Regions from separate parts of the Mus musculus genome. Here region 2 is linked to region 1. A link is a contact called in ENCODE Hi-C data. All regions are on one chromosome and are shown on one strand. The core of a region is the stretch at or near the end of the contact, and the rest is flanking DNA. Distances in the headings are between cores, read along the strand shown. Region 1 holds the start of Mios (meiosis regulator for oocyte development). Region 2 has its middle 16 kb from the start of Gm26075.

The links. Hi-C counts contacts between places; a loop is a spot of excess contacts on that map.
Region 2: a map of T-helper 2 cell shows a loop between it and region 1 (3-fold over the local background). The contact joins the enhancer-like site here to the promoter of Mios in region 1. A Hi-C loop is called at or near these places in 2 of 37 maps with a recorded cell type or tissue (T-helper 2 cell and v-Abl transformed pro-B cells).

Annotation. Positions count from the first base shown.
Region 1 is chr6:8,206,163-8,210,572 of GRCm38, reverse strand. Mios (meiosis regulator for oocyte development) reads right to left here and starts at 1,346. Exons shown (of 12, transcript NM_145374.2): 1 at 1,162-1,346.
Region 2 is chr6:8,483,671-8,487,918 of GRCm38, reverse strand. No RefSeq gene overlaps it. Among named protein-coding and RNA genes, the nearest start is that of Gm26075, 16 kb to the left of the region's middle. Within about 2 kb of position 2,303, at least 1 of the 3 ENCODE cell types and tissues checked has a DNase peak (open chromatin) inside an H3K27ac peak, as active enhancers do.

The sequences.
Region 1 (4,410 bases), core at 97-2,596:
ACAACAAAAACCAGTAAGGGCTCAGAAAGTCTTTCATGCACTTATTAGTTTAGACGATTACAAGTCCCTTATGACTTGGGTAACATCTAAGTAATTTCCACCACACAAAGTTCTAACACCAACTCATCACAGTTGAGTTCTCTGCTTCATACAGATGTTGTTGTCCCTATTTAGTTCTTTCAACCAGTCCTGGAAGTGAATGCTTTCAGATGCTGGAGACAACTGCCAAATCCATGGAGGGGCTAAGAGATGGCAATAATTTAGGTCCTCACCTTCAAATTTAGTCAGTGTTCATTTCCCTTCAATGGTTCCCCACAAGTCACCACCAGAACATGGGTAACACTATCCAAAAGAAATTTAGTGAACCACCACTTATAATTCTCTAGCGGGCACATTTCAGAAGTAGCAAACGAAATTTAGAATATCTTTTAATTTAACCTATCAAATAAGAAATAATTTAAAATATACAACACTGTAAAAAATACGAAAGTTTTTATATTTTTATTAAATCTTGGGAATCCAGTCTATACACTTACAAAGCATCTTAACCCCACGTGGCAACTGGGCACACATTCAAAACACTGTCATAACGCAAAACATACAATTATATGGTCTGTCGTCTTTCTTTCCGCGCTAAGTAAACGATAGCAGTTTCAGGAAATTTGGAGTACTACCATCTCCACAAGACATTGCGCATCTATATTTTCGTTAAACTATAGTTATTCAAAAAAGCCAACAAGAGCAGTCGTTTGCTGAGCCATTCCTCTCAAGGAATTTGCATTATTCGTGTCGGTAGGGAACAGAGCTCACGGGGGTGACAGGCCCTTTAACAAGGATTTGATTGGGTACAACTGGAACTCATCGTGTTGTTATTCCGGGTAAACCAGGAATCTGATCGTGACTCCCACGGTCCAGACACCTGGCTGAGCCGCTGGGCGGCGGGGGACGCGGCTCCGCACTCCCGGCGCGGCCGCACGGAGGACGGTCGCCACGCGGCCGCGGGACGCCCCAAGGCTCCACACGAGGCCCGCCAGCAGCCCGGTGCCGTGACCATCGCACTGATCGAGCGGAACGCCACCCGCCGGCGAGGCTCTGAGGAAGCGGCCGCGGCTGCCACCCCGGGCCTCACGCAGACACCCGCTCCGGGCCGCACTCACTGACCTGAGGAGGTGGCCTGTCGCCACACAGACGTTTCCGGCCTGTACGCCGCCCCTCCCGCCGCGGGAGACGGGCGCGGGCAAGATGGCCGCCGAAGCACGGGCGGTGACCCGGGCCACCCGCTGGGCCCCCGACCAAACCACCCTGCCGCCTCCGAAGCAGACCTCCTCGCCGCGAGCCCCGCCTTCCCCTCGCCCGGCACCGCCCCGGGGCGGGGCCGCCGCGCGGAGACCCCGCCTTCCTCCCGAGCGCTCCGCGCTTGAGTTGAGCCCCTTCCGTCGCCCTCTTGTGGGCAGGGCCACAACCTAGAGTCCCCGCCTCCCTCTCGAGCGCTCCGCCCAGTGTGGGCCCTGCCCCGGGACCCCTCTCCAGCAAGCCAGCCATTCTTTAACCCTGCTCTCATGGAATTTGATTATTTCTCTGAAGCCAGCTACCATGGTCGTGGTGGTACACACATTTTAGCATATGTGAGACATTTTAATTTCCACTGAACAGAGAGGATGGGCGATTTCGTAAAAACTTAAGGATTTGGGGCTCATAATTCGATTTCAGTTATTCCAAAAAGAGGTCATGAATGCCTTGTTGAGTCACACCGTGTTGGGATATAGGAATGAGAAAAAAAAAAAAAAAAAAAAAAAAGACCCTTGTAGGAAACAGGACAAAAGAGTGATGGCTTTTTTAAGCTACCTGGGAGAGCACCTCCCTCAGGTTGGGTGGGGCATCAGAAGAACTTCCTTGAGGATCACTAGACTAAGAAAGACAAACATGGATTGGTCACAGAAAAGTTAAAGACGGAAACAACTGGAAGAGAAAGGCCTTCTAGAACTGAATACTGTGTCAGGAAACAGGATACAGCAATGGGAAAGCAAGTCTCTCATTTACCTGTGAGTTTGCTTATGAAGTCTCAGTAACCACTGACCAGTCAAAGCCTGAAAATATTAGGTGAACGATTCGAATTAAAGAACACCTAAATTTGAATTTTAGAATGTTATGAAATCTTTCTGAGTCCTGTTCAGTCCGATCCTGAACATCATTCAACTACCCATAGTCACAGTGTACCCAAGCTGCAATCTGGGCCATCAGATCTGTCTGTCAGTGCTCACCTTCAAGTGACCCTTACCAAGTAGCAGCATACTACAATACATCACAATACATCAATCACTCCATTTTGTCTTAACATGTAGGTATTGACAAATCATGCTTATAAGCATGAGAGAGAGAGAGAGAGAGAGAGAGAGAGAGAGAGAGAGAGAGAGAGAGAGATTCACATATGATTTATTATAGTGCTGTTGGCCCTCCAGATCCTCTAGCTCTGCCTGTGCAGGTTCAACCACCACAGATCAAAATGTTTTTAAAATTGGGTATGGTAGTGTTCGTCTATAATATCAACACTCCCGAGGTTGAAGCAGAAGGATCAAAGAATTAAAAGATAGACTCAACAATATACTGAGTTTGAGCTAGGCTAGCTACATGAAAATAACTTTCTCTTATGTCTGTCTGTCTTTCCATACATATGTGTGTGTGTATATATATATATATATATATATATATATATATATATCAATCAAACTTGTACATTTTCCTTGTCATGTTTTACTATAAAATGTAGTATAGGAATTCTTTACATATCATTTATAGTGTGTAACTATTATAAGTAATGTAGAAATAGGTACAGAGAATGTATGTAGGTTATATGCAAATAACACCAACTAAGATAAAACATTTGAGCATACATGGATCTTAGTATCATTGCAGAGTATAAAGGGTCCACCATTTTTTATAACTATTATATTATATAATTGTTGCCATTACTGTACCTAATTTATAAATTAGAGTTTATAATAGATATATATGCATAGGAAAAATATAAGATATCTGAGTTTGACACTAACCGCACTCTGAGATGTATACCGATGGACTTAATATGCATCAAGATTAAGGAAGAAACTAATATATGAATAAACCAGAGGTGAGGAGAGATTGAGAAGTCCTATCAGAAATTCATTGAAAATTAGCTTACTGTCTTTGCATAGGCTTTTTCATAAAGGAAATTGTGGAGTCACTGATAATTTTAACTAGGACAGTGATATAACCAGTTTTTCCATGGAGAGTTGGAATTGTAGAATAGCCAAGTAAAAGATGATGAAGACTCAAATTGCCAGTGGTATGGAAACAAGTGGTTCGCCGAGGGGTTAATTCAGAAATCGAGATGAACAAAGCTTAGCGGTTGCCCCTGTGAATGCTGGAGACTCTAGGTTGTGGTGATGCTGCACTAGGAGTTTCAGCTCAGACATCCATACTCCCTTCAGGTGGCTTACAGTCCATGCTTGCGTCTGTGTGCTAGGGTACTCTAGCACTGCTGCTAGTGACTGATCATTTGGGTAAAAGGATGAGTTTGAGAAACATACTATATTTTTGATTCCTGCCATGTAAAGAACATTAAGTACAATGAAGGGGGTGTATCATAAGATTCATTACTGCAACATGAACCTGCAGGTGGGTTCAACCTAGGACATATCCCTACATAAGACCAACCTCATTTTTTTTAATGGCTTTATCAACACCTGCCATATATAGTTGAGGAAAACTCCACCAATGGATGACTTTACTTCTTACTTAAAAAAAACAAAACAAAACAAAACAAAACTACTAGGTAGGGATTCTGTATTAGTCAGGGCTCTCTAGAGTCACAGAACTTAGGAAATTATATTATATTATTGAGATAACTTACAGTCTGCAGTCCAACTAACCCAACAATAAACAGCTGTGAATGAGAAGTCTAAGAATATAGTAGTTGCTCAGTTCCAAGAGACTAGTTGTTTCAGCTGGTCTTCTATATAAGCTGTAATCCTGAAGAAGCTCCAACAGATGTCCTGGAAAATAAGTGCAAGAAGGAGAAAGAGAAGAAAAGCCTTCCTTCTTCCAATCTCCTTATGAAGGCCTCCGGCAGAATTTATGGTCCAGATTAAAGGTGTATACCACCATGCCTGGATTTAGAATTTGCTTTGTCCCATGCTGGCCTTGAACCCAGATCTGCTTGCCACCATCTTGAGGGATTAAAGGTGTGTACTACCTTGCCTGGACCTAAGGTTTTCAGGGCTACTATGCCTCAAGATTTGGATCAAAAGCCTGTGTCTTCCAGCCTCCAAATCTGGGTTGCAGGTGTGTCCACCATTTCTGAATTGTAGTTCATTCCAGATATAGTCAAATTGAAAACTGGAAATAGCCATCACAGATCCTTAAAGCCCCTCC
Region 2 (4,248 bases), core at 1,054-3,553, 280 kb before region 1:
CAACCTCTGCATTTCAGGGACATTAGCAACCAATATGCAGTTAGTTGTTGCTCTTCACAAATTGCTCAGAAAACATCTCAGTAGGGGAACCAAAAGGACTCAAGGGGAATTTATTGGCTATTTGTGAAACTGATAACAAAACCTCTCTAAGCCTCCCTGGTAAGTAAAGATAATCCCCGCTTCCATCCTGGTATCAACTGTTAAATAGGATGACGCAGTTAGGAAACAGTTTGTAAGCCCACGCTGGTGTTATCGTTATTGTTCAAACATCAACACTGAGCATATTAAAGCAGGCCGCATTAAGTCCAGCGCTTTAGATGTGGAAGAGAGGGCTGCAGAGGAAACAGGCTGCATACCATTAACACACTGGTGTTCCCAAACAACTCTGCTTGCCTCCTGCGTGTGCTTGTACCACTCCTGCTCTTTCAAGGTAAAGGGCTTGTTCTGCCTCACTGGGAAGGAACTGCTCCCCGTTAGCGGAGGAGGTACCAGATAAAGCTGATGCCTGCCAATCGAGCCTCCGTAAACAGGATTAATAAGAGAAAAGATGTTGGCAGTTTTCTGAGGGCGTCCAGGGAGGCTTTTTTTTTTTTTCAACCAGACATTTATGTGGGCAGCGAACTATGATTTAAACAACTAACGAGAGTTATCAATGTGCCACCAAAACAAGGGCTGGCCTGACGAGACACGCATCAAGCGCTCCTGTCTCTAAGCACACACCAAACTCCCATTAGCTCAGCAAGTAAGGGACTCAAAGGCCCTGAGCTATGATACTCTCCGGGGCTCAAAAGCTCTGGCCTGCTTTCAGAAAGCTGGGATTCTACTACTTCTGTCAACAGAAACAGCAAAGGGATTTTCACGAGCGGTTGGAGTGAAAAAGAAATGAGACCAAATATTGAGAAACTGGTGGGCATTCACTGAAAAGCAACGAGCACGATTTATAAGGCCGAAGGGACTGCCTTCCAGAGGCAGATGAAAGAAGAGAGTCTCTCAGCATGTCCACCAGGGGCTAACCATCCAGGACTGGCTCGTAGGCCACGGCCAAGAGTACTTGAAGGGCATAAACAGCGTGGATGGAGGGAAGTTATTTAGTGTGGTCCGAGGGGACAGAGAAGGAGTGATGGAAATGAAACTCAACATGGAGACGATTAAGGTGGCAGAGCAGGTCACACGCTGTAATGGAGGGTCTATTATTGACTGTGCAGCGCTTGTCCCCTGGGGAGCCAGAATCCCTTTCTCTTGTACTATTTGCAATTGGAAAATGCACTAAAAAGTAGCCAGGCGTTCTGGGGAGGGCAAAACCACCATGTGCCCTCAGAGAACCACTGAGATGGTTTAATAGGCCTTTCCTATCTCAAATTTCTGTGCCGGACCTAGTGTACACAGGGCCCCGAGTTCCCACCACCCGAGCTGCGTCTTTGTTATTTATTATAAAGAGCCAGTGAAGAAATCATCACAGGAAACAATACCTGTGCTACAAAGAGGGAGAGGCCTACAGAGTCCCGATGCTTTCATGCGACTGACTAGGATTCCTTTCACATTGTGCCATAAGCATAAAGAAACATGTCTACCAACTGAGACCTGGGACAGCATGCTCCTATTGACCCCACTCTAAGGCAAAGGACAAGAGGCGTTATCACATTTGGATGTTGGCTTTGAAAATAAAAACAATCAAATAGATGGCTTTCTAATCTAGGAGAAAGACTTACAGTCTATCTTTTCCAAATTTCTTAGCCATGAAAAACAGTGAAGAAGCTATTACCGTGTAGAAACTCGGGCACTAAGGTGTTGAAGGCATGTATCCAACAGACAATTCTGTTTACAGCTGCAGCTGAAAAGAGCAACTGACACATCCTAAAACCTGTGGTGGCACAGGCACACACGTGGGATGATGGCTGCAACTGAAAGATGGAACTTGGAACCGTAAAGACAAGCACTAGCATCATCGTGATTGCAAGAAGGCACACAGCTGTGACCATCGCGGCCCCTCTCACCCAGAGGATGATGGAAGCAGGGTGGCGAACAAAAAACAAGGAGCAAGAGGCTAACAGGAGGGAGGGGCAGTGAGAGACAAAGCAAGAGAAGTTAGAGCTGGGGAAGCCCGCAGATGTCAGCTCTTCACAGGTGTGGGCTATCTCACTTCCTGATAAAATCAGGGTACTGTGGTAGGTACTAAGCGAAACTTGGCGTTCTAGAAGACTGAAGCTTCTACAAACAAATTCGGGGGTTGACCTACAGAGGACAGATATAGGTCAACCCTCATCCTGCTGCTCGCAGCAGCTGTGGCCAATGAGAGACACAGCTGCCTGGCACATTGAGTTAAGCTGCTGCTGAAATCAACAGAAGCCATTTCCTGCCTTTTTGCTGGCTTCTCTAGTCTGGTTAGGACCAGTTTAAGTACAAGCTGAGCACCGCCTTGCTAGAGTTCCTGGAACACTGTTGCGTGACTTCAGCTGATCACCTGCTCCTCTCTCGCTCACCTGAAAGATCTGTTTCTGTCTTCAAAAGGAGGCTTAAGACACAACAGTCCCTCATTACGCAGCATGCTAGCACAGATTTGTAGAACCAGGGAGAGTTTATCTATTTTTACTTCAAAATAATGGTTGGTAAAAAGGGGGAGTCTACACAAAGACCTATTTCCATAGAGGACAGAGCAAAAATTGTTAGGTGGCTGATTCGAGATTACCCAGAAAGCCCATGGTTAAGACAGAAGGAGAACGGAGCGAGTAGGTCTGGGAATCAGGAAATTATGAAATCAGACCCAAAGACTGAACCTCACTGGCCCACTAGGTTAATTAGCAGTTGGAGATGACAGCTCAGCAGCACATGTTCCTACAGGCTAGCTGATTAGTAGTCTGGCAGGAGATTTGACCCAAGTTGGTACTAGGTTGATTAGATAAGGCTGAGAAGAAATACTTTCCGATCACTTTCAGGAAAGAACTCTACTTCTCTGAGTGATGTAGTAAGAAAGCATTTGGGCACCTGTGGCTGCTGGCCACTGTTTGGAATCCTGAGAAAGAGCACTTCTGGGCTTCTAACTACATAAGGCAGTAACTGCCAGGACAGAAGCAATGACTCAGGGATAAAGTGCTTAGCGCGAGGCGTGAGGATCTGGGTTCAGACCTCCGGCTTTCATGTGAACGTTCCACTGCAGCACCTGGCTGACACTCGGGGATAGGCGTGTGGGAGGCAAGCAGTCAGACCCTGGGGTCTTGCTGACCAGGCATTCTGGCCAAGTGGCAATTTCTAGGTTCAGTAAAGAACCCGGTCTTAAAAAAAAAAAAAAAAAAAAAAGCAACAGAGGAAACACTGCTTGCTGCCTCTATGTGTCCTCCATCCCACATTACCAATTCATTTCCTTAGTCAGCTGGATTGGCTGACTGGTGGCTCTAAATTTTATAAGAATTTGTCACATTAGCCGGGCGTGGTGGCGCACGCCTTTAATCCCAGCACTCGGGAGGCAGAGGCAGGTGGATTTCTGAGTTCGAGGTCAGCCTGGTCTACAAAGTGAGGTCCAGGACAGCCAGGGCTATACAGAGAAACCCTGTCTCGAAAAACAAAAAACAAAAAACAAACAAAAAAAAAGAATTTGTCACATTCATTTTTTTTCTTCCTGGGGATTCTCATTTTGTTTTTGTCAGTTCCTATCAACAATTGTCAATATTTCAATATTTTTACTATTCTTATAGGGTTTTGTTTGTTTTGTTTTACTTTTCTCTTTATTTTGTGACAGGGTCTTTTTCTAAGAGCCCAGACCTTAAACTTACTATGTAGCAAAGACTGCCCTGAAATGCAGGTAGTAATTCTACTGTTTCAGACTTCCAAATGCTGGGACTCTAAGTACATGTATAAATGACTACCACCAGCTTAGGAATTCTGACAATGCTTGTCTTTACGTCTCCAAGATAGTTGCTGTGTTTTTCTTTTTCTTCTTATTCAGTAGAGAAAAAGTAATGATAGTCTAGTCTAACAAAATCTACCTCAAGGATGTATTACAATGCTGTTGTTGTTACTCATTCGCTAAAGTCTCTGTGTGTGTGTGTGTGTGTGTGTGTGTTTATAGGGCCTACAAGCCAAACACTAAGAATACTAAGCTTAAAAGAAGAGTGGATGGAGGTCAATCACTAGCTACAAAGCCACATAAATGGATCTGAGCAGCTGGGAGATGGCTCACACATAGGAAGGTACACAGTATATAAGACTTTTAATAGAATAATTAAAAGTTGAATTAGACTTAACCAGGAAATT